Regions from separate parts of the Homo sapiens genome. Here all the other regions are linked to region 1. The links are chromatin loops, found by intact Hi-C in ENCODE. Cell type or tissue: heart right ventricle. All regions are shown on one strand. Each heading gives the region's core, and the rest is flanking DNA. Links, peaks and the distances in the headings are about the cores only. Region 1 overlaps ERC1 (ELKS/RAB6-interacting/CAST family member 1). Region 2 overlaps FBXL14 (F-box and leucine rich repeat protein 14). Region 3 overlaps FBXL14 (F-box and leucine rich repeat protein 14). Region 4 overlaps FBXL14 (F-box and leucine rich repeat protein 14).

Evidence for each region. Hi-C counts contacts between places; a loop is a spot of excess contacts. Peaks named below come from ENCODE experiments on the same cell type or tissue, not always from the same donor. Only the 100,000 strongest peaks of a DNase experiment are listed, where the experiment ranks them.
Region 2: a loop joins it to region 1, with 1.8 times the contacts of the local background. A loop is called at or near these places in 7 of 110 quality-filtered maps.
Region 3: it touches region 1 in a loop (2.2-fold over the local background); 27 of 110 quality-filtered maps call a loop at or near these places.
Region 4: a loop joins it to region 1, with 4 times the contacts of the local background. A loop is called at or near these places in 30 of 110 quality-filtered maps.

What each region holds. Positions count from the first base shown.
Region 1 is chr12:1,275,270-1,283,041 of GRCh38, forward strand. The region is part of intron 14 of ERC1 (ELKS/RAB6-interacting/CAST family member 1); the gene reads left to right. Among named protein-coding and RNA genes, the nearest start is that of LINC00942, 220 kb to the right of the region's middle. In heart right ventricle, for the core only: a CTCF peak has its summit at 3,977; no DNase peak of the experiment used is centred there; H3K27ac peaks cover 249 bases.
Region 2 is chr12:1,560,351-1,568,122 of GRCh38, forward strand. It overlaps FBXL14 (F-box and leucine rich repeat protein 14), which reads right to left. Exons shown (of 2, transcript NM_152441.3): 2 at 5,643-6,460. The coding sequence ends at 6,398. Among named protein-coding and RNA genes, the nearest start is that of FBXL14, 30 kb to the right of the region's middle. In heart right ventricle, for the core only: no CTCF peak of the experiment used is centred there; no DNase peak of the experiment used is centred there; H3K4me3 peaks cover 379 bases.
Region 3 is chr12:1,574,707-1,579,706 of GRCh38, forward strand. The region is part of intron 1 of FBXL14 (F-box and leucine rich repeat protein 14); the gene reads right to left. Among named protein-coding and RNA genes, the nearest start is that of FBXL14, 17 kb to the right of the region's middle. In heart right ventricle, for the core only: no CTCF peak of the experiment used is centred there; a DNase peak (open chromatin) is centred at 1,913; H3K4me3 peaks cover 1,411 bases; H3K27ac peaks cover 1,899 bases.
Region 4 is chr12:1,580,970-1,585,969 of GRCh38, forward strand. The region is part of intron 1 of FBXL14 (F-box and leucine rich repeat protein 14); the gene reads right to left. Among named protein-coding and RNA genes, the nearest start is that of FBXL14, 11 kb to the right of the region's middle. RefSeq lists an enhancer at 700-749. In heart right ventricle, for the core only: a CTCF peak has its summit at 2,713 (motif pointing left); a DNase peak (open chromatin) is centred at 2,662; H3K4me3 peaks cover 487 bases; H3K27ac peaks cover 538 bases.

The DNA of each region.
Region 1 (7,772 bases), core at 1,356-6,355:
CTGAGGTCAGGAGTTTGAGACCAGCCTGGCCAACATGGTGAAACCTTGTCTCTACTAAAAATACCAAATTTAGCTGGGCGTGGTGGTGCACGCCTGTAGTCCCAGCTACTCAGGAGGCTGAGGCAGGAGAATCACTTGAGCCCAGGAGGCAGAGGTTGCAGTGAGTCCAGATTGCGCCATCTCAAAAATAGAGTATTCCAGCAATTATATGAAGAATAAATAGGAGAGTAAGGGTAGAAAGGGCTGAGGACATGTTAGGAAAACATATAATCCAAGGACATGTAGGGTGATGGCAAAGGAGATGGAGAGGTCTATTTGGAGATAAACTCAGCAAGATTTGCTGGTCAATTGCATGTTGATGATGAGGGAGAGGAGAGGGAAGTGGCAAGGTTGATTTCTACGCTTCTTATCACGAGGATCTTTAAGTGGATGGTTGTCTTATTCCATTTAGTGTTGCTATAAAGGAATTACCTAAGGCTGGGTAATTTATAAAGAAAAGGAGTTTATTTGGCCATGGTTCTACAAACTGTACAAGGAGCATGATGCCCGCATCTGCTTCTGGTGAGGGTCTCAGGCTTCCACTTGTGTCAGAAGGCAGAGTACCTTTTATTCTTAATACAAACTACAATTCTTGTAGATTTACTGACACTTACTGATTACCTACTGTCTGCCAGTCACTCTGGTACATTCTTTCTTTATAATATTATTCAGTTGTTAAACAACAGATTCTCAGATATATGTAATGTTTTCTAGGTCGAAAACAAGTGCCAGTTCTTGTTGGGTCCTTTTTCAGAAGAGTAAAGAAGGGCTTACATGTCTTAAACTACATGTTCCTTCTGAGTGAAGCAATCTCTTCAACCTTACCTTATTCCCTTGTCTGGAAAAATCCTACTTCTTCCATAAAACCTTTTCTGACCTTCCAAGTCTGAGTTACATGTCTCTCTCATGTTTTTGTTTTTCTTTTTCTTTTTCTTTTTTTTTTTTTGAGATGGAGTCTCTCTCTGTTGCCCAGGCTGGAGTGCAGTGGCGTGATCTCGGCTCACTGCAACCTCCGCCTCCCAGGTTCAAGCAATTATCCCTGCCTCAGCCTCCCAAGTAGCTGGGATTACAGGCGCCCGCCACCATGCCCAGCTAATTTTTTGTTATTTTTAGTAGAGACGGGGTTTCGCTATGTTGACCAGGCTGGTCTCGAACTCCTGACCTCAGGTGATCTGCCCACCTCAGCCTCCCAAATGCTGGGATTACTGGCGTGAGCCACTGTGCCCAGCCTCTCATGTTTTTCAACTGCACTTGTACTTAGTCCTGTTTTTTTTTTTTAATAACACTGCATTATTATTACGTATTTACTACCTATTGCTTTAAGAGACTGTCTCCATTTTGTCTCCTAGAATGAAAGCTCCTTGAGGGCAGGAGCTGTGTCTTATTTACTGTTGTATCCTCAGCGTCTACCATTGCACCTGGTACACAATGGCATTCAATGAATATTTACTAAGTAATTAAATTATGAGCGAATAAATGAAATTTTGTCCTGACTTAATGTTTGCAGCATCACTGTACTTACTAAACAATTTAGGATTTAATGGTAATTTTATCATATTTTTATACTTATCTAAACAGTGTTTTGAAATGTTTTCTTTGTTGCAATTGCGTTTCCACTGGATTTGATAAACTACTTTTTCATCTGAACAGAAGAACTTAAAGGTGTCAGAATTGTAGATTTAAAGAATTAGAATAGATATTTATGTGAAAGTTATTTACATTTTTGTGCTTGATTTTAAAGAATGGTAGCCAGAGTGGAAAAATACAATTTAGAAATCATTATTATCCCTGACCTGTCCTTCAGTGGCAAAACAGAGGGCTTATATGTCTCAAAAAGTGAATGTGCAAAATTGTAGGCCCACTGTTGTTGACCTCTTAGCTAGTGGGAACTAGCTGAAAGTCTTATGTAGCAGTGAGCCTTCCACTCGGAAGTACCAGGCCACCATGTTTATGAAAACATGTAATAATTCAAAACATTCTGCAGAGCAGGTATAAACTGATTAGAATCATTTGAAAATCTTTTTGATCCTACTTTATTTCCTTTTAGTGGGACTGATGCTTCTGATCATCACTGGTAAATTTGACATTAGGTTTTTCAAGATTTGCCTCATCTTTCCCGGACTTGGAAATAGGTTCATAATATTATTAAGACTGATTCATTTCATATAGTGCTGTAATGGGTTACATTTAATAGTTTACAGAAATCTCTTCTTAACATATCCTAAATTCATTTTCTTTGCTTGCTCTTATAAGTCTTAACTGATTTCTGTGAGACATTCTTGAAATGAGTAGCTAAGCAGTCCAAAAGTGTTACAGATACAAACGTTATTCAGAACTATGTAGAATCATTCTGTCTTACAAAAAAAATAGAGTGTTACGTTGGTAACATAAACGGTGCTTGTAAAGCAGTTTACTGGTTTCTGCAGAAGTTCATCATGTTTGGTCAATGCACAGATTGTAGATACTGTTGTTCAAAGATACTTCATTTTTAAAATGTAAGATGTTATTATGGAACATGATATTGATAAGCATATAGAAAGTATATTTTTAATGTTTCAGGTACCTAAGAGATATGACAGTTCACGATCATCTTCTCTTTGCCGTTGTGTAATCAGTTCAGTCTTTCAATCAAATTCTGTCAAGAGGAACCTCGTAGGTTTCACTGTAGACTCTCGCTCTGCTGTCAAGGAGTTTGAATCCCCTTTGTTATGGTGGCTGGTTATGAAATCAGTCACTTGACAGACCCTGAAGTGAGACTGCTGGAAATACGTCATGTCTGCCTTCATGGTGACAGCTGGTTACAAAACAAACCCCACCACAGCCATTCTGCAATTGACAAGGGACTTCAAAAGCCAACAGGGCTGCCACTTCAAAGAGAATTCTGCCATCTCTGGCTTGTTGAAAGAAGTTGTTAAATGGCTGTACCCTGCCCTACCAGAAATCTCCATGTTTAGACTTCTCCTTCTTTTGATCTTTGAAAGATGTATGAAATGACTTAAGTTAGAGGAATGATAAAGTCTCTAGTAATGGCAACCCAGCACTCTGCATTTTGATCCATTTATTAATGGAAATTACCCAGATATGTTCTAATGACAGGAGGTTTAAAAACTCAATGTCTCAGAGAATGAATGTCCAAAAAAAGAGTTGAAATTTCATAGTATTGTTGTAGCCACCTTAAAAAATCTGGAAATAGTAGGGAAGAAAATGAAACTCAGTGTGTTTTTAAAACCTTCCATTTCTTCGTGTAATTTTTAGCCCTTTTAATGGAATCAGATTCTGAATATTGATAGATTAGAAAACAACACAAATCTTTAATCATAAGATTAAATTTCATGGTTAAAACGGACATTTCTCCACTTTTAGTAACTCTGTACTTAAAGTTTGAAGCTACCTTGTACTATATTTAAAGTTATATTCATCCCTTTCTGCTGAATACAATTTTAAAATAATTACCTTGTGTTTATCTTAAACAATAAAAAAAGCCTTAGAGTTTTAATAGAACCCTTAATAAAAGGTCAGAGTGCTAACAATCAAGGGAAAAGGCAGCAACATGAACTCTTTCTTTTAGAATACGGATAGCCCTAAAAGATGGAGTAATGTTTAGTATACTTGAAAAAGAAAGCAGAAAACTTTATAAATAATATAACAGTAAAAAAAAAGTGGAGATTTTATACTCAACATGAACTTGGAGTGTAAATTAGTTGGAATTTAAAATCCTTCTAAGTGAATGGCATGACCTTTTCCTAATTGTATGTTTTCTCTCTCATCCTATGTGTATAGGAAGATAAAGCTAAAGATCTTTAGATTCATTTGCCCTGATCTCCTATTTTCTTATTTCTCTTAAAATATCTCTTTACATAAAATTTTTAGAAATCGAGTTGACAGAAGCTTTAACGACTGTAACTTCCTCTATAATTTTACCAGATGGGGTCAGTAGATAACTACTAAAGAAATTCTGAAGCAGAACTGAAGCCCCCAGGAAATAACCCCATGACATAGTATGACCAAAAAATTCTCTAGAAACATGAGTAGTCGCTCTTCAAGTAATGCATTTGGATTTGTCTTTTTTTGTTGTTGTTATCTTAGTTTCTTCCTCTAGAAAAACCTCCAGAAAATTTTTTTGACAAAGTAGTACATGATATTACTGTCCTGGAAGTCCAGGAAATATCTATGCCTTTAAATTTAGGCTCGAGTTTTCATTTTATTCAGCAAAAGGACTGTATCTGTGTTTTCAAAAGTTAGAGCGATGTGAAAAAATTAAGTCCAGTGGAAACAAACCTTTGGCACATCCAAAATTAAACCCCAGAAATGACTGCCAGAAGTCTATGGATACTGGTTTTCAAAGCAGACTTTTTTTTTTTTTTAATTTTATTTTATTTTATTTATTTATTTTTTTTTGAGACGGAGTCTCGCTCTGTCGCCCAGGCCGGACTGCGGACTGCAGTGGTGCAATCTCGGCTCACTGCAACCTCCGCGTCCCGGGTTCAAGCAATTCTTCTGCCTCAGCTTCCCAAGTAGCTGGGACTACAGGCGTGCGCCACCATGCCCAGCTAATTTTTGTATTTTTAGTAAAGACGAGGTTTCACCATGTTGGCCAGGCTGGTCTCGAACTCCTGACCTCATGATCCACCCTCCTCAGCCTCCCAAAGTCCTGGGATGACAGATGTGAGCCACCGTGCCCGACCAGACATGTTTTTATACCCTATACTCTATCTAAACTGCAGAGCAACTTCTGTAGCAGGAAGCACTCTTGGAGTCTATGTGGTGGATCTATACCAAGGGATATATCGTTCGCTTGTAATGAGTTCTTGGGGTGTTTGGCTCTTATTTCTTTTCTCCTACTGAGAAGTTTGATAAACCAAGTTATTGATCATAGAAGCAGTCATCCAAGATACGGCTGAAAGTAAAGCCTTGGGAGCCAGATGGCTTCCCGCTGATTTTTATATGCAGTTTATATTCTCCTTGGCTGTGTCTTCCTGGATGTTTCAATGAAAGATATTTTTTTCTGGAGAAATGTGCACGGTGGGATTTATCCTATTCAACAGATAGTTTTTGTGTGTGTCATGTCCCAAGCCCTATTTGGACATTCAATTGTCCCTTCCTCTTGTCTCTACCCTCTTTAATAAATGAATAAAGATGCATTAAAATTAATGTAAAGTGCTTCGGATTAGAAGTCAAGTGACGTGGATTCTAATCCTTGTTCTGTGTACTAACAGTGATTTGGCATAAGTTTTGTAATCTCTCCAAGTATCTGTAATCTCACCTAGATGGAAGAAATTATTATCCCCACAAGTATCCACTCACCACCTCACATTGAGATAAGTATTTGCAAGGGTTTTAGTCGCTTACAAAGGCAGCATACAAGTGTTGAGCCTTATTATGGCCAAAATCACACACACACACCAGACATGCGCAAACATACACGTATCATATATGCACATACATACACATATTATACACGCACTTACGTGATGTTTATGAGTTTCCCTCTTGGTGTCCTAGGGTTACCAGACATAAAATCCCATCCTTTTACTTTTCTCCCTTGGCTAATAGTATACTTTTGATAAGGTCAAGTAAGTGTCATTTTATTTGCCAACATTGTGTTTCTAACAACTGTCCAGGGTTGTGTTGAAATAAATTTTCTCCACAAAATGTGTGTCTAATTAATGAAATGTCAACTTTATTTATTTCTAGGTGGCAGTTTGGTTTTTTTCACCATTGCAAATGAGAAGAATTAAAATTTCCAGTTAAAATGGCAGTGAACTTTTATTTTTGTTAAAAACTTAAGGAAAGTGTTTGAGTCTGTTTTACTCACATTATTTCATTTGATCTTAGAAGAAGGGCTGAATCCCTACATGGTCTGTTTTGTTTGCTGTTTTCCGAATAAAATGCAATAAATATTTTCTCCATTTGAGATGATCAGATTATTTAAACTAAGAAGGAAATTTCTTTCCAAAACCTGGACAAATTATATAGCCATTCAACACTTGCTTTATTCTATTGTGTTAACTCCCTAGCAAAGCAAAAAAAAAATGCCTTTTCAGAAGAGAAATTATCAGAGCTCAGAGTTCTAGGGATGGTCTTTGTCATTCCACCTCTATTCATATTTCATTTCCTAAATTAGACATTTGTCACAAACCCTAATGAAATATTAAGAGCTCTCAGACCCAGATGCAGAAGAAAGCATAAAATGGTGGTTGCCACATCTTCTTTGTTACTACTGCTGGAGGAAGAAAATGCAATCTATTACTTAGATTATTTCTGTCCTCCCTTCTTCCAGGAGCTTATGTGTACCCAGTAGATCATTAATTTTTTGTGTTAATTGATTCCATTACAATCTGTTGCTGAAATAAGCAAATCTTGGGAGATAAATAATATTTTGCTGTCAAAGCATGATGTAGGCTGACTTAAAAATAGAAAAAATGAAATAATATTCTGCTGAAAAGATAGTTTGTTTTCAGGGCATTAATTCAGGTATTTATTTTTTAGTTTTGATGCTGTGCTGTCAAAGTCACCTAAATAGAATTGGCAGTGATGAAACACTGGCCCGTCTTAGCCTCTTTCTAACATCAGTGACGCAAGATACTGAGGGTCATAGCAGCAGGGGGATGTTTGCTTTGAAAATGTGCATCCACATTTTATTGTGTCTTATTTTTCAAACCCTACTTAGGAGTGATGAGTGCTTATTACGGGATTTATCTTCCTAAGCCTTCTGAGTTGATTTTTTTTTTAAATAAAAGGAAAATTGAGATGGCTTGAAAAAGAAGCATTTCTTTCACACTGATACGTTTCCACTCTCTTTTAAAAAGAGTGGGAATGGGAACACTCCCCAGAGTGACTCATGAGATACCATTGTGGGTGATTTTGGTAAACACTGATACATGGTAGCAAAGCAGCGCTCAGTGTGTACAGCAGGATGGAGTCGGACTACTCAGCTTGGAATCCTAGCTTTGCTTTCTCTGTATGACCTCGGACAAGGCACTTAAACCCACTAACCCTGTTTCTTTTGCCATAAAAATGAGGATAATAATACTTTATACCCACCATATAGGATCATTTTGAGGCTTTAATGAGACAATACATCTAAAGCACTTAGAACAGTGTACTTCAAAGTAGACAAATAATGTAAGTAATTATTATTGCAATAACTATAGTTATTCCATAGTTATAAAATACTGTACTGCCGGTATATATCTTGTCAAAGAATTACCATGAGTTGGCAAAAAGAACGTATTGGAAAAAAGAGATTTCTAGTGTAAATGATAGCCTAAAGCTCTCTTGGGAAATGTAAATTCAAATTTTCATTAGCAATAGTTGTGAGATCCTCTAAAGGAATTTCCTAGGAAAGGATGATAGAATTTATGTATGTAGGTATATGTGTATATATGTTTTCACTAATACTTCAAAAATGCTCCTCCACTCAAGAGCTTGTTACCTTTTTTTCTTCATAATTATAAAACAGTAGGTTTTAATCTGGAACTTTGTTCTAGTCAGGGAAACCAGTGGACTTCTCAAGTGACAATCTGGCTTGCATGGTGACTGCTGAACCTCTGGATAATCTTTTTGTACCACTCCCTTTTTCTTCTAATTGTTTTCTTCTTGTGGAGACTTACGCCTTTTACTCTCCCAAGAGAGTATAACAAGATTTTCCATACGCATCTTGGAAACTACAAAAAGTGTTTTTCTCCTGGTTGTGGAACAGAAGAAGGTGGGAAACTTGAAGAAGCGGGCTT
Region 2 (7,772 bases), core at 2,773-7,772, 290 kb after region 1:
CATGTCTGTCTCTGTGTTCAGATATCCCCTAAGGTCATTTTCAGAGGAACCGGAAGTTAGGACATCAACATATCATTTTGGGGAGACACAGTTGAACCTGTAACACCCAGTTATCTCTCCTTTACTTTCAGATGTCTGTCTTTTCTGGGCACAGTTAGTCCTCTGGGCTGCCTTTGCCCTGCACTTTTTTTTTTCCCCCAAGACGGAGTTTCACTCTTATCACCCAGGCTGGAGTACAGTGGGGTGATCTTGGCTCACTGCAACCTCCGCCTCCTGCATTTAAGTAATGCTCCTGCCTCAGCCTCCAGAGTAGCTAGGATTACAGGCGGGCACCACCACACACAGCGGGTTTTTGTATTTTTAGTAGAGACAGCGTTTCACCATGTTGGCCAGGCTGGGCTTGAACTCCTGACCTCATGATCTGCCTGCCTCAGCCTCCCAAAGTGCTGGGATTAAAGGCGTGAGCCACCGTGCCCAGCCTGCCCTGCACTTCTTTTAGCACCATTAGCTTCTGTCACTGGGTGTCTGTAGCCGTGCTAGGTCAGCCAGAACTATGTCTTTATCTTTCCACCCTCAGGGCCTAGAATAGTACATATTTCACACTGCCAGGCATTCCTGAATGCCTGGATGGACGGTCATTGAAATGAATGAATGGATGGGCGGATGGATGGACAGATGGATGGATGGATGGAATAACTAAGGGAGTTTGTCTTGATTTACCTTGCCAACCTTAGATCCCATCATTCCCATTCAAGCAGTCTGTCCTTCACCAAATGTTTGGGTTCAGTTCTCCATACTCTTCCCTTTCTTTCTCCCCTCAAGTTCAGGTTCCAGCCCTCATCCAAGGCCCAGCTCAAGTTCCGCTTCAGTGCTGCTGCCTCCCCTGAGATGTTTGCCTTTTCCTAACTCTCACAATATTGTATTGGTGCCTTTTCTGTGGCACTCTTTGCTTCGGCTTTGGATTATAGTAATTTATCCCAGAACTCTTTCGTTAAAAGGGATCTGACATATGGACTAAGACCAAAATATCTGTGTTGGATCACTTGGGGACATTTTTAAAATTACTACAGATCCCTGAACCCCACACTTAAGATTCCGATGAGCAAGTCTGGGGTGGGTCCCTGGAATATGTACTTCTAAAAGCTTCCCCAGGCAATTGTGATACTCAGCCACGTTTGGGAACCATTAATCCAGTCCAACCTCCTCATTTTATTTATGGGGAAACTGAGGTCCAAAATTGTTAAATTATTTCCCCAAGATCACTTAATTAGTGGCAGAGGCATCCAATTATGTGGTTATGGTTGTCCTAGCTTTTTAATCAGATTTAAGCAGTTCAGAAGCAGTGCCTGTACTTTGCTCATCTTTGTGACCTGTGTAAGTACCACCTGTGCACCTCAGTCAAGACAGGCCATTCACAGTAAGTGCCACTATTAGTGACACAATAGGTGGCTACACTGCACGCTCCAAGGAGACAGATGCCAGGTCTGTTCCTACTAACGTTTATTTCCAGCACCTCACACAGTGCCTGACATGTAGTAAGGTGCTTAATTAATATTGATCAAATGAACAAAGCATCTGCTATACGCCAGGCACTATAGTAGAAGCTTTACATACATCATCTCATTTCGTGTATTCCAACTACAACCCTGTGAAGAAGGCTTTCATATTCTCATTTTAAAGACGAAGAAACAGGGCCGGGCACGGTCACACCTGTAATCCCAGCACTTTGGCAGGCCAAGGTGGGTGGATCACCTGAGGTCAGGAGTTCGAGACCAGCCTGGCCAACGTGGTGAAACCCCATCTCTCCTAAAAATAGAAAAATTAGCCAGGCGCGGTAGCATGCACCTGTAATTCCAGCTACTCAGGAGGCTGAGGCAGGAGAATTGCTTGAACCTGGTAGGTGCAGGTTGCAGTGAGCCGAGATTACGCCACTGCACTCCAGCCTAGGCGACAGAGTGAGACTCTGTCTCAAAAAAATATAAATAAATAAATAAATAAATAAATAAATAAAGATGAGGAAACAGGACCAGAGGCTAGGTCGTCTGCTCTATGTCACGCAGGAAACAATCAGCATAACTGAGCTCTAAAGCCCATTGCTCTTTCTACAGTGCTGCAGGATGGCCATGCTCCACCCTCCGTGCTCTTCAGAAAGCTGGGGGTCATTCCAAAACAATATATGGGGAGAGGTATTCAAAAGCCCCAAATGTTTAGAAGCCTCAGTTTTGTTCTCAGCTCTAACATAGCCTTGCTGCTCCATGAGGTAATGTAAAAGGTAGTTCTACTGCAACTTGTATTGTGTATGTTCTAGAACATTCAGTACTCCTACCACTTGCATGCTTATATGTGTATGACTCGATACTATCAAAAGCTTTACAAGTATTTCATCCTCTTTCCCTTGTGTGTGTGTGTGTGTGTGTGTGTGTGTGTGTGTGTGTGTGTGTGTGTGTGTTTAATGCTATTAAAATTCTCCTCCCTTTGTAGGGCAGCAGTGCCAGGACTAGGGCAAACAGAGTTCAAAGAGTGTCCCGGCATGAACTATTCTAATACCAGGTTTCAGATATGAGCTAATGGCTGAGAAACAGGAGTCAGGGATGTGAGTTGGCCCCACACACCTAGTCCCCTGCCCAGACCACTTGCGCAGTGAGTGGGTTCTTTTGTACCAGAGGAATCGCGTGCCAGGGACCCAGCCTCTAAAAATGACAGGGTTCTGACTCCACTGTCAGGCATGAGAGGGAGACCGAAGTCGCCACATCCCAGAGACTGAGTTTCAGCTCCGCCATCTGAAATGTTTCTGTTTTTTTCTTTCCAATTTGATGTTTTCCTTGGATGCTGGCCTTGAGTTTATACTCCATGTAGACAGTTTCCTCATTCCTCGTGGCCTCCTTTTCATTGCTGTTGCTTCCTCAATCGGTCCTTAGTGAAACGCCAATCTCAGTGGTGTGGGAACGAGTATGAGAGACCTCGCTCTAGGTGCTCGCACGGAACTTCCGGCCCCACAAGCTGACGCCCCACCGTGTCCTCCGTGGCTGCCTCCACCTGCCCCTGCAGCTTTCAAATATGTCTGTCATTGCTTTCAAATTCTCACTTATCTTCCCTTCTTTTTTTAAATTAAAAAAAAATGTTTCAGAGGCAGGGTCTTGCTGTGTTGCCAGGCTGGAGTGCAGTGGGACCATCGTGGCTCACTGCAGCCTTAAACTCTGGGGCTCAAGTGATCCCCCTCCTCAGCATCACAAGTAGCTGGGACCACAGGCGTGCACCATCATGCCTATTTCATTCGTTTAAATTGCCTTGAACAGAATTACATTAATAAGGGCTCTGATCTCATAAATAACCCAAGATTCCTTGGTGTTGAGGCTGGAATCACAGAGCCACCTCCTAGAAAGGCCCATCGAAGCCTTGGGGGAGCCTCAGAACTGCAGGCTTAGGGCGGCTGATGGTTCTTTTCCTCCTGTCTGTGCCAGGGTAGCAAACTGCATATCACAGCAGATTACTTGGAAGATAACTAAATGAGATATAGGGATGAACTCCTTGGGATGCTGGGATATCAGTGTTGGATTTCATAATATGCAACCACTTTTATGGTGAGGGATTTGGAAGCCAACTGCTGTCGGAATTACTGAAGGTGCCAACATGAGGCCAATATACGCAATATAGGCAAAACCTATTTATAGTAATGTCCCAAACACCATCCAAATTCTTTTGCAGTATAATACTAAACTGTTGCTGATTAAATCTTACTGAAGTCTGTAGACCATAAGCTGGGTTTGAATTTTTTTAAAAAGTAAATTTTCTCTGTAGCAATACATTTAATGGAATCTGATCTATATTACTTCTGCCAAGAAGGAATTCAGAATTACCAATTGGAGTTAATGTGGTACAAAGAACTAGAAACCTCTCATTCTCAGGAAATGGACAGGGCAGGGGGAGTCCTTAATGAAAACACTGTGTCAGTAATTTTTGTGGCTTAAGATCACCACGTGTAGTTCCATGGGTTCAGAATAGATTCTCAGAGATGGGGGTTATAGTAGAAAGAGCAAAGGATTAAGCATCAGGAACCAGATTTACCCCTAGTCCCGTAACCCTGGGTAATTTACCTGCCTTCTTTGTGTTCCCATTTCCTCACCTATAGGAATGGAGGGATTGCGCAGGGTGCAGTGGCTCGTGCCTGTAACCCCAGCACTGCTGGGGGACCAAGGTGGGAAGATTGCTTGAGGCCAGAAGTTCAAGGCTGCAGTGAGTTATGATAGTGCCCCTGCACTCCAGCCTGGGTGACAGGGCAACACCTTGTTTAAAAACATAAAAATAGGCCAGGCACGGTGGCTCATGCCTGTAATCCCAGCACTTTGGGAGGCCAAGGTGGGTGGATCACCTGAGGTCAGGAGTTGGAGACCAGCTTGGCCAACAGGGCGAAACCCTGTCTCTACTAAAAATACAAAAATTAGCCGGATGGGGTGGCGTGTGCCTATAATCCCAGCTACACAGGATGCTGAGGCACGAGAATCACTTGAACCCAGAAGGTGGAGGTTGCAGTGAGCGGGGATTGTGCCACTGCACTCCAGGCTGGGTGACAAGAGTCAAATTCCGTCTCAAAAATAAATAAATAAATAATACAAATAAAAACAAACAAAAAACAATAAAAATTGAGGAATTGGGCTAGATAAGTGGTTTTCGAGACAGAACTTTGAGACAGTTCTTACTTAGGGGCCAGTGGAGATCTCCTCTCCTACCCAATTTTCAACTACATAAATGTTATTTGTTTTGCTTCAACATATGATTTTAGTGGAAAAATAGAGTTCTCCTTCTTTAAAAACATTTTTTTTAAAAAACCACTGGACTAGCTAATTCCTACTCCTAAACCTTTGTAATTCAATATAAGGTCTACCCATCAAATTGTTTAGACTCCTGGATGATACTCATGTTTTTAGGAAGGGTTCCTACACCCAAAGCCCAGGTCAGCCAGTTTCTGCGTGTAGGCAAGTTACTGCGTTAGGACTCTTGTACTAGTGTACAATCTAGAAGTTGCATTGGGGCAGCAGGGAGAGAATTCTTATCAGTGAGTGTTTAGCCTCGTTGTACACAGCAGTTACCAGAACAATTAAGAGAGACAAAAGTTCTCCAACACCTTGATCATCTCTGGTAGACAGCTTTGGAAGACACACATACCGTCTACTTCTTCGGACTTCCTAAGCTGTGGAATAGGGATTCAGTGTCTGTGGTATGAAACGGGGTCTGAGAGTTTCATCCCATCAAACTGACAGGGTAATTTTGAGATGGGGCAACAGGAATTGTAATACTGGGGCAATATTTGCTTGTCATCAGTTTGACATCTTCTTGACATGTGCTCTTTTTGACCCCAGTGATTCTTCATTGATCCCCATGTAAGGTGTCCCATTCCCCCATCCACACTGACTCACCACCAGGAATTGTTGTGTGTTCTGAAGAGGCTCAACCAGTTTCATTTGCCTTCTGTTCAGCTTCCCTCCATCTCTTATCCCCAGTCCTCTGTAAATCCTTACTCCTTCATTAAGTATTCCCTGATTCATGGAAGTGACATGATCCGGTTTAGTTTACAAAACCAGGAAATTATTCCTCTGGACCAGAGAGAGAGAGAGAGAACAAGAAACAACAACAAAAAACCCAAATGGAATCTATAAAGGGAAGACAGATATATTCTACATTGTTCCCATTAAAATGGAAACCCCGTGGGGAGAGGAAATGCATCTGTGGAATGTAGAGTGGATTTCTTTCACATATGGGCACTCAGTAAACATTATTAATGAATGATAATGATTTGTCAGTGATTGAAATTGTTTCAGGGCAGGAACAGGGAATGAAATACGTAGACATTCCTCTATCTCATGGGGAAACTGCTAGGCAGGTCATCCAGATGTATTTTCTTTGGGGAGTTGTGAATTCCTTGTGTGTCCAGCTATCACTATGTAATGATATTTTACGTTCTCAGTAATACATATCATCATTATATATATCATCATCTTATATGTATATATATAATACCCCTGTACATAGATATATGTACACATGTATATATTTATATGTATAAAATTAAAGTGTGGAACTTGTAGTTTCCTGTCGAAGAAGCTTGCAAATTGCAATTCCATCCTAGCAAGTAAAAAGCTGAACAGACTGAAAAAGCAAGTCTCCTTGGATCCATAAAGGAAGCGAGGTCTCAGAGCAAACCACTGTCCCCAGAACTGGAGAAACCGGCAGGAGAATGCAGCTTCACAAGGTACCGGAGCAGAAGCCCTGGGCAGCAGCCTCTGCCCGAGCAGTGACAGGCAGGGAAACCTGAGCTGTCATCACCAGAGTGCCGGAGGCGCAGAGCGGGCAAGTCTGGAAGTTAAAGATCCACGGGAACCATGTCGTTGTCCCCTCTCCCTCACCTTCTGGAGCTTCCCCGAGTTCTCACAGTGAATAATGGAGAAAAATCCCCTCGTGCCTCCTGCAGTGGGAAGAAGAAAAAGGACCATTTTGAAAGAGACTGCCGCACTCTGCTCTTCCTAACGAGGTCGCCTCCCCTAACCCCACCGCGGCTTTATCAGCGCCTAACTGACCTGGGGGAAGGGAAACTCCCACGCCAGCCCACTCTAGCCATCTCCCGGCTCACTTAAGGTGGGGGCGGGAGGGAGGACGGAGACTCATTTGTGAATGTTCAGCTGAGGGGTGCAAGCTCACCAAAACTCTGAGGCCTGATTGTAGACTATAGAGTAGACCTTCCCACCGCACACTCACGGCCTCTTTACAGCAGCTGCCTTTACCCGGTCACAGCCACTATCAAGAAAAAGATATAAGACATACTAAAGGGCAAATAGGGCCTGGCACGGTGGCTGACGCCTGTAATCCCAGCACTTTGGGAGGTCGAAGCGGGCGGATCACCTGAGGTCAGGAGTTCGAGACCAGCCTGGCCAATATGGCAAAACCCCATCTCTACTAAAAATAAAAATTAAAAAAAAGGAAAAGAAAGAAAAGAAAAATTAGCTGGGCGTGGTGGCAAGCACCTGTAATCCCAGCTGCTCAGGAGGCTGAGGCAAGAGAACCGCTTGAACCGGGAGGCAGAGGTTGCAGTGAGCCAAGATCGCGCCACTGTACTGCAGCCTGGGCGACAGAGTGGTACTCTGTCTCAAAAATAATAATAATAATAAAATGAAATAAGAATCAAATAACACATGTTGAAGGGACAGAGCAAGCTTCACAACCAGACTCAGAGACAGCAGGGATGCTGGAATTACCAGGCGGGAAATTGAAAGCAGCTCTGATTAATGTGAGGGGCTGTAATGGATAAAGTAGGCAGCATGCAGGAACAGGTGCGCAATGAAAGCAGGGAGATGGGAATCTAAGAAAAAACCAAATGAAGTGACAGAGAGCAAAGCACGGTGACGGAAATGAAGAATGCCGCTGATGGGCTTTGATGGATTTGTGGACTGGACACAGCTGAGGAGAGGATCTCTGAGCATAAGGTTATCTCAATAGAAACCTCCACATGTGAAAAGGGAAAAGAAAACCCACCCACACGCACACGCGCGCACACACGTGCGCACACACACAGAACAGAATATCCAAGAACTGTGGGACATCTACAAAAGGTGTAGCATGTGTAATGGGAATACCAGGAGGAGGAGAAAGAAGAAATACTTGAAATGGTAATGACAGATTTCTCCAAATTAATGTCAGACACTAAACCACAGATCCAGGAATCTCAGAGAATCAGGACAAATGCCAGAAAAACTACACCTGGGCATATCATTTTCAAACTG
Region 3 (5,000 bases), core at 1-5,000, 300 kb after region 1:
TGCCTCGTGCCTGCTTGAACAGCTGGATGTGGGCAGGAGGCTGTGGGAGCGGGCCATGCCAGCAGAATCCCGCCTTACTCTGGGGACTTACTCTTGTCACAGCCCCTGGTGTCCTGAGGGTCATTTCAGTGTCATGTGAGTATTACTGTGGCTATTGGAAAGGATTTGGTACGAGTTTATTTGAGAAGTTAGGAGCTTTTTTTAAAAAAAAAAATTATCTTTGATAAATTTAGTAGAATATTTTGAAAGTACTTTTTGGACAGTAATGAATGAACAAATTGCTCCTGAACTAGAAGGAGGGATCTAAACACATCATCTAAGTACAACAGTATGTCTGAAAAATATCTCTGCTTGTCTTTTATTTGCCCTTTAAAGTCTGTGCAAACAAATGTGAACAGCCTCAGGACTCTAAGAATAATATTTTTCTATGGATGTGTATGGACAGATAAACAAAACCCCAAGGGAGAAAAAACTTCTATTTAAATAAAAATAAAGATCCCCTACAGCTCCATCCTCCTTTGCTCACTGGGTTTGCTGTATTTCATTTTGAGATAAAAGTAGTTTGGATGATTAACAGTTGAACAAAAAGAAAGTATTTGTGTCTGTCTAAATCTATCTCTATCAATGTAATCTATCTTATTTCTCTAATCTTATCTATCTGTCTTATCTATCGACCTAACTGTCCATCTGGTTTTGAATATTCCGTATTCCAGCCATAAGTAGTAGATCTTTTGCATCCCTGGGGTTAATGGTTCCTTGAGCAGACACTGACACTGTGCCGTTCGGGATCCCGTGGGGAAAACACCCTCTTCCTCACTGGTCAGTGATACCCTGTGCTCACAGCTCTACTCCCCCTCGGAATCTCCTGTCTGAAGCCCCTGTAGGACTCTGGGATCCTCCGAATCGGCCCTCTCCAGCTCCAAGCACACTGGGATCCTTGCCGCAGGAGGTTGCTGTTGGCTTCTGCCCATGCTGTGGGTCAGGATCTGCAGCCAACAGGCGTGGGAGCTTAGGAAGGCACCTGGTGGTTTCTCGGTAGGAAAATAGTGTGGAGTGTGTGCAATCATGTTTGAGGAAGCGTCATGAGAGGGTCACTGTCTCTGTGGTAGTGTCCTTAGGGAACCGTCTTTGCCTGGATCCTGGGGTCAGGTTTGGCATGAACTCTGAACTTCCTCCCTCCGCAGGATCTTCAGTAGAAAGGTCCTGTCCTGAGGAAATGCTCAGAGGCACTTCTCTTGCTGAGGAAGCCTGCCTGGATGTGTGTTTTTGTCCTCATGGAGATGCACATGACAAATTGTGTGCAATGCCTCAGCACAGCCCAACAGGTTTTTTCTGTTTACACTTAACTAGCCTACGACAGCGGGAGGAAACCTTAAATATTTCCTTTTCTTCCCACAAACGCTTTATCTAATAAAACAAAATTACTGCAGATGAAGCAGGGAGTGATTTAAATCGTCATTTAAATCAAGGACCTGATTTGGTTTGGCCTCCCTGGGGGACCTTTTAGCTTGTGCTATGCTGATAACGTCTCTACAGACTAAACCGACCAGAGCAGAAGGCAGGGTGGCAGTGCCCGTGGTGGGGTGGACAGCGTGGGGGCCGGCAGTGTCAGTCACTGAGTGCTGGGTTGGCCCCTCACTCCTCCATATTTCTGTACCAGTAAAATAGGTTGAAACTGACATCGAGGGCAGCTTCAAGAAGGTGGGGAGAGACCACGAGGGCAGTAATGCAGAGGCTGTCACCCTCTGGAGCTACTGCTCGGGGACTGAGAAGGAATTCAGTCTTGAATACATGTTAACCTCAGTTCCCGCTCCTTATCTGGACTGGCTGGCTCCCTTCTGCGCCAAGAATCTGAAGCCCAGCTCTGTAAAGCAGCAATTCCCAACTATTTTCCCCCTAAAATACACGAGACGCACTCCCATGGGGCCTATCTAGATTGCAGGCTGCGGCACAGATAAATCAGGCTGTGGGTTGGGCGCAGTTCCCAGTAAAACCCCACTTCTTTCTCTCCCACTCAAGAAAGCAGACCTCCATACGCGTAAGTGGGAGATGGTGCTCTGTCGCCCCAGCCCTTGGCGGGGGACTCGGCCTGTAAAAGCTGCCAAATAAATATTTACTAAGTGAAAGATAGCCCTGAATCCACACTAATTTGTATTTTTTTAAAGTCATTCATAAACTTTAGCATTTTAACTATTAGTTAGTAATTAATCCCAATAAACCGGCAGGATTTTGTGATTGTGAAACTGCTGCAATGCGTTGGTCAGCAGGAATATTTGTTAGCATTTTTATGGGCTCTTAAAGTCGTCTTAGCTGTGTTACTGATAAAGCCAGCCACAGGCTTTATCAGTCCTGCCGTTGGCTGTCAGCGCTGCCTGGATAAACTCCTCATCCTTCCCGGGAAGAAACTTCTAGCAATGCTTAAGCAGGAGGCCAGGGAAGAGAGAATCTTGATACTGCCTGCTCACCATAGGCCCTCTGGGGGCCTGCCCTGTGTGGACAGATGCTTCATTTCATGATCGTATACAAATCGAGAGCAAGAGTCTCCTAGCCGCGCTGAGCGTGGGGCACTTGCCACCTCACTGCTGTTGGAACTCTGGAGTTGGGGCCAAAGGATGTAGCCCCTCCTCGGGGGAGGGCAGTGGGGTCAGGTGAAGATTCAAGAGCTCCTCTTTGCCTTGTCATCTAGTTGTCCTATTCTGGAGGAATTTTAAATAAGGATTTAAAAAAAAAAAAGGACTTATGTATTATTTTAAAGAGCAGCCTTGAATAGGCAGGCATATTTTAGTAAAAATAATTTTTTAACCCTGCGGTGTGAAGACTGCCAGTCAAATACAGTGATGGTCATTATCACTCACCTGCCCCCGCCCCCAGGCTGGAGGAAACAGAGTGCAGAGTTAGAATGCTTCTGGAGCATTCATGGCTGCCGGGAGATGCCCGAGAGGACGTTGAGGGCAGGGCAGGGTGAGCAGGGAGCTAGCTCACCTTAGGAGTGCAGAGACCATCCCAAGCAGGGTCTGCAGACACTGACTTCAGGTGACCAGGCATGGAGATGGCAGGTGAAACAGGTAAGTATGCCCCAAAAATGATGGGAAAGAGTGAACTGGGATCACTTAGAAATCGGAAGCAATACAACAAAGGCTAAACATATTTGAGTAGGAGTTCAGGGTAGACACGCTCTTGGATATCAAGAGCATAAACAGAGGAGCTAACAAAAACACTGCAGAGAAGCTCCATCGCCCCCTGTAGTTACCCCACCTAGCGTGGCTGGGAGAAGCTGATACTTCTTTTCTCCGTGGATTCAGGGGCATTTCCCACCTATTTTAGGTATGCCAGTTTGACACAATGAACTTTAGACGTAACATTTCATAACTGCGATATAATTTCCTTCTGTTTTTAGGCCTTGAACAAAATTTTCTTTAATGGGAAAGCACACATTTTATACTGAATTCTAATTATGTTCATCTTGTTTTTTGAATTATTTAGCTACCTCTAATAGAGAGTCTGAAAGATGATTACATTCCACAGTACTAACATTTTCAATGGCCCTGAAAGACGTGAGATGCATTGCTGCTACTATTTTATCAAATTATTGTTTCTAAAATGCTGTTTTACTCTTCTAGTAGGAAGAGTGACTTTTAAAACAATGGATATTGGCTGGGCGTGGTGGCTCACACCTGTATTCCCAGCACTTTGGGAGGCCGAGGTGGGTGGATCACCTGAGATCAGGAATTTGAGACCAGTGTGGTCAACATGGTGAAACCCCATATCTACTAAAAATACAAAAATTAGCCAGGCATGATGACAGGCGCCTGTAATTCCAGCCACTTGGGAGGCTGAGGCAGGAGAATACTTGAACCTGAAGGCAGAGGTTGCAGTGAGCCGAGATCGCGCCACTGCACTCCAGCCTGGGTGACAGAGCAAGACGCCGTCTCTAAAATAAAATAAAACAATGGATAGTTTGTCCAACATGGTATGTTAAAAGCGCAGAGAAGCTGAAGAATGATGATGAAGACTAAAATAACGATGATAAGCAAAGAACTAAGCAGGCATCTGTGCAGTGATTCAGGAGGGGTGTCCATGAGGGGCGGCTTCGGAGCAGCTCTCCCTGTAACTTATCTCACAGTTCCCTCCTCCTTTAAGGAGTCAGACCACGGTGGGCTTTGCTTTAGAGACATGCCACTGTGTGCTTTGTTGCTCGTGACTATCCCTTCACCTTTCTAGAGGTGCTCGTCTTCATGTAAAGTCGGGTGAAGCTTTTTCACTCCTGGAGAAAAGCTCTTACAACATTTTTGGGACAAGGAGCAGGTGTGCCTCAGCGAGCCTGTCATTATCTGGGGAGGGGGCTCCAGATAACACACTTCTACTTGCTTTCTTTAGGGAAACGACATGGTCTCCTCCTGTAACACTCCCCAAAAGAAGTATGAAAGCCGACATAAAATACGAATATGATCTTTGCATTAAGTATTAAATATAATACCTTCAATGTAGTATTTGTGCTTCTCTCTATCCAGTTCTCAGTTGTTTAGGGATCTTCTGAGGGCAAACCAAAAATGTCAGTAAAGCAAAAATATATCAATAAGGCATCATACTGACGAAAACAAAACCAGAGGTTTTAAAAAATAATCTGGGCCGGGCACGGTGGCTCACGCCTGTAATCCCAGCACTTTGGGAGGCTGAGGTGGGTGGATCACCTGAGGTCAGGAGTTCAAGACCAGCTATGGTCAACATGGTGAAACCCCGTCTCTACTAAAACACAAAAATTAGCCGGGCATGATGGCGCACACCTGTAATCCCAGCTACTCGAGAGGCTGAGGTGGGAGAATCGCTTGAGGGGAGTGGGAGGTTGCAGTGAGCCGAGATCGCACCATTGCACTCCAGTCTCGGTGATAGGGTGAGACTCCATTTAAAAAAAAAAAAAAATGTAGTTATCAATTTTTTGTTTTTGACCAAAAGTATTTCAGGAACTTTGAAGAAAGGACCTGAAAATTATTACTCAGGCT
Region 4 (5,000 bases), core at 1-5,000, 300 kb after region 1:
GAAGTATCAAGCGGAAGGCAGCCCAAATCAGGAAGGACTGCAAGGTGTTGTTGATACCTGCTTCAGTGTGTAGACGGCCGTGGGACTGGCCTCATTGCTGTTATGTGTGGCCACGTCGCCTGGAATCCCCCACCCACAACACTCGACCCCTCTCGACAGTCTTCATAGACGGCGACAGGAAATTCAGAAACTGGGAAATGGCCATGCTGGAGTCCTTTAATGGGCGAATGGACACCTTTAGGGTGGGGGGTGGGTGTGCTGGTAGCAGCTAAAAGAGTACAGAGGAAGGTTAGGAAAGCAGCAGCAGTGGCTGTCAGCCTGCAAATCAGTGTCCGGGCTGTGTGGATTTGCAGACTGAGCCACGGGAACCTCCTGGGGAGAGGGTTTGGGGAAGGTCCCCTACAAGAGAAACGTGCATCATCTTGGGATTACTGGAGCCCTCAGCTATACCTTCCTCTGCAAAACGGAGCACAGAAACTGGAGTCACGTGGTTTGGATGGAGAATGTTGAAGCCAATAGAGTAATTGCTGCCTGAAGGGCCCATGTGAGGAATGTCGGAGCCGGCCTGTCCCGGAAATGCTTTTTCCTATGTGTCCTCTGTACACTGTTGCTCTAGCTTCCCGGCAGAAATGGGGTGTGGATGAAAACAACGTTGGTCCTGACGGCTGTGAGCACAGAACTAGAGTGACAGCCACATGCCTCCCGTAGGACATTTTCAGGCTTGCAGTGCTGCCACCTCAGAGGTCTCAGTCACACCAACATCCTCACGCCAGCCCAGTGGCCACATTCGCAAGAGATTTGTCTAGAGTCAAATTCAAAGGTTGTTTCTGTGGTTACAGAAAGAGGGCCTACCTTCTTGAAAATGAAGCCCAGGGCCGGGCCTGGTGACTCACGTGTGTAATCCCAGCACTTTGGGAGGCTGAGGCGGGTAGATCACCTGAGGTCAGGAGTTCAAGACCTGCCTGGCCAACATGGCAAAACCCTGTCTCTACTAAAAAATACAAAAATTAGCCAGGCATGGTGGCACGTGCCTGTAGTCCCAACTACTCAGGAGGCTGAGGCAGGAGCATTGCTTGAACCCGGGGAGCAGAAGTTGCAGTGAGCTGAGATTGCACCACTGCATTCCAGCCTGAGCAACAGAGTGACTCTGTCGAAAGAAAAGGAAGGAAGGAAGGAAGGAAGGAAGGAAAGGAAAGAAGGAAAAGAAAGAAAAGAAAGGAAGAAAAGGAAGAAAGAAAGAGAAAGAAGAAAGAAAAAGAGAAAGAAAGAAAGAAAAAGAAAAGAAAAGAAAGAGAAAGAAAACGGAGTCCAGGAAAGCTGTTCTTGGAGGCTATGAATCAAGGAGCAGCCCTCCCAGTTCTTCCGAGGAGCAGCTTTAGGAACTGCTGGTCCTCAGCGTTCACACATTCCCCTCACTCAGTTCTCATTCTGGCTCCTCAGCCAGCCCCGTTTTCTTCTTCTTGGCTTTGTGCAGGGTGATACGTGTTTGCTTTTCTTTCCTTTACAACCTGTATTCTCTGTTTGGGGTGCCTTCCCTGAATCTGTATTCTTTCAGTGTAGTCACTAAGAATGGCATATTTCAGCTATTACTTTCCAAAAGTTGCGCAGGGAGATGTTCTGCTTTCATAAGACCTTCACGGATGGTGCCAGGAATGAATGTAATTTGCCTTATGCACAGGCCCCAAGTCCCTGAAACTTTTCCTTTTTTATTTATTCTCTAACCAAAAATGACGTCTATATTACAGAGCTTATAAGCTGTGGCTCCTCTAGCCAATACAGCTTGGTAGAAGCATCTGCAGGGGATAACTGCCTCCACCTTTTTTCCCACTTCTACACCTGCCCTTCCCACTCACAGTTTGATTCCCCGAGGCCAGGCTGTTGAGTACCAGGAGGGCAAGACCCGAAGGCCTCTCCTGCCCTCAGCCTGTCTCTTCTTGTGCCATTCTACGGAATCTGGCTACATTGGCTCAGAAGTTATTTTTGTAAGTTCTGCTACCTTGTCCTAATGTCAGTTTTCTGTAGGAGGAATTTAGGTCACACAAGCAACTTTACTTCTTCGTCAGGGCTGTTATTATTTTCATCTTCATAGACTCTCTTATATTTTATGAAGATGTCTTCATCTGGGCAATAAAGATACTCCTTTTAATAAAAATTAAAAAAAATTAAAAAAAAGATACTCCTAAAATTTTAAAATGTTTTTTCCTGAAAGGCTCTCTAGAATTTGTCCTCACAGATACACTTCTGATTTTTCTTTTGTAATAAAAAAAACTAGCTCTTTTTCTTGCTGTTTAAATTGATACCTCCATGTATGACTAAAATTTTTCCCATTTTCTTCCTCCCAAACTCCCCAGATATGGCAATCTAAGAAGGATTTGTATGAAGTGCCCTTTAAGAAGAATTAGAAGTTTAAAGAGAAAAAAAAAAAAGCATTAGAAGTTAATGTTTGATTCTCTTAGCTCCAAAAGCAGAGAGCTGCAAAATAACACCTGGCTCTGGGGAGTAACCTCACTGATATTTTAAAATTCAATTTCATCTTTTCCAGGAAGTGAAATTCCTCATTTGTCAACTCTTACGCCTGGAGGAAATACTTTGCGGGTGCGGGTGAAAGAGAAAGGACCAGAGGGGATTTGTTAGATGGGAGGAGGTTGTGGTTCCCCTTGGGAAATAGCTTCCAACTCACAGACAATGCTGCCACCTACTGACAAGACCAAGACATGGGACGTGCAGACTTCGTGGATTTCTCCACTTTCTGTCTTCCACAGTGGAGGACATTTAGTTTTGCATTAACCATACTTTATTGTACTACCTTATATTGGACCCTAAAATCATGTTCATAAACTTGGGGTAAAGAAAAACACAAGGTCGGACTCCTAGTTTTAATAACTCCAGGACAGGTGTGGATATGATTCACAGCTGCTTCACAATGGGGAAGGTAAATTGTGTGTAAGAGGGTTTTTTGTTGTTTTTTTAAAGGGCTGGGGAGGCTGAAGCAACAGTCCAGAAGGAGACAATAACAGTTTTCCAGCCCTACCTTTCAATAATGTGTAGTGCTTGACTTTTACCTCTTAACCCACATATGCACATTTTTATTTCTAAAGAAAGCAGTTGTAGGCTCCTGCAATCTCAGCACTTTGGGAGGCCGAGATGGGAGGATCACTTGAGCCCAGGAGTTGGAGACCAGCCTAGGCAGCATAGCGAGACCCTGTCTCTACAAAAAAAAAATAATAATAGTAATAATGGGCATGGTGGCACATGCCTGTGGTCCCAGCTACTCGGGAGGCTGAGGTGGGAGGATTGCTTGAGCTCAGGAAGTCGAGGCTGCAGTGAGATATGATCACACCGCTGCACTTCAGCCTGGGTGACAGAGCGAGACCCCAACTCTAAAAATCAATAAAGCAGGGATGAAGCTGTTTGCTGCTAAATCCTGTGTCCTACGTTAATGAGTTTCTGCAGTTCCCCTTGTGATTCCATTGAAAATTAGACCCTTCTGTGTAGGGAAGAGAGAGGCCAGCTGCCTTCCTGGGGGTCATGCTGTTCTGATTGTTGACATCTGACCCTGAGCACAATGGCAGGGCATCTGTCTCAAGTGCACAGACATCAGCTAGGGCTGGAAGAGCCAATCCTCCATCTACTCCAGGCTCTGGAAACTTGAAGACCTTTTCTGCTTCGTACAACCGTCAGCTGTCAGCTGGATGAAGTTCAGGGGGCCACAGAACTTAACCATCCTGCTTTTACAGATTCCTGAAAACTGGCTAAATTCTGTGCATCTGAAGTAAATTAGGAAAGGTAGAAATTGTCACTTTCATCTTGTCATTTTCGTGTTGTTTGCTTAAGACACACGTACTGGCCATCTTGTCGTTGTTGTTGTTCACAGCAGTGGAGTTTTGGGCAATGAAGTTAAGGTTTAAATTACTGAAAGCAGAAATGCTTGTCTTCCATCTGAGAACATGAAGCATTTATTTGAGGGGCGTTTGCGGGCTTAACTGTTACAATTTCTCCCTTACTTTACTCATGTGTCCAATTTTAGCCTCAGTGATTGTTCTAGAGATTCTCAGAAATAGCAGGACTAATTTTTTTGGCTCCTCCCTGTTTAGTGACTACGTCTCAGAAAGCCTTGCCTTGGGCTAGAAAAAGGTAGCAGATGTGTGGCCGGGCGCGGTGGCTCACGCCTGTCATCCCAGCACTTTGGGAGGCCGAGGCAGGCGGATCACAAGGTCAGGAGATCGAGACCATCCTGACTAACATGGTGAAACCCCGTCTCTACTAAAAATACAAAAAATTAGCCGGGCGTGGTGGCAGGTGCCTGTGGTCCCCGCTACTCGGGAGGCTGAGCCAGGAGAATGGCGTGAACCCGGGAGGCAGAGCTTGCAGTGAGCCAAGATTGTGCCACTGTACTCCAGCCTGGGCGACAGAGCGAGACTCCGTCTCAAAAAAAAAAAAAAAATGTAGCAGACGTGTATGTAAATAATGCTAGTTTGAGGCCAAGATTTCCTAAGGAGAAATATTATGAACCTTGGTAGGAAATATTTCCTCATATCCTTTTTAGATGAGAAAAACAATGTTTTCCAAGCCATAGTAATTCCACATTAATATTTATGAAAAATTAATGTGGTCTCAACTGTTTTCCCACAGTCCAGTTCCAGTGTCTCAGATCCATGATGTAAGGAGTAATTGTTGACACCCCACTGTGTGGTAGGTCTGATCCTTCTGGAGTGTGGATTACGTAAATGGGGGAGTAATAAATATAAGAAGGTGCCTAGTATTAACAAATTAGACCCTTTTACTCTTTCTGGACAAGTGGGATTTGTAACTAAAACATCTGTGAAGTCAAGCCTTTTTGCCCTTGAATGAAGAGAAAATAGCTAGAGTTTTTGCAACTTGATTCTACTTTATAAAAGGATTGTGTGGCAGGTATTTATAGCATGTGAAATATGTGTGAGTTCCTAGCTTTGAAGCTCTCATGAGCATGTACTTCCAGCATTAGTATTCTGCATTACTAT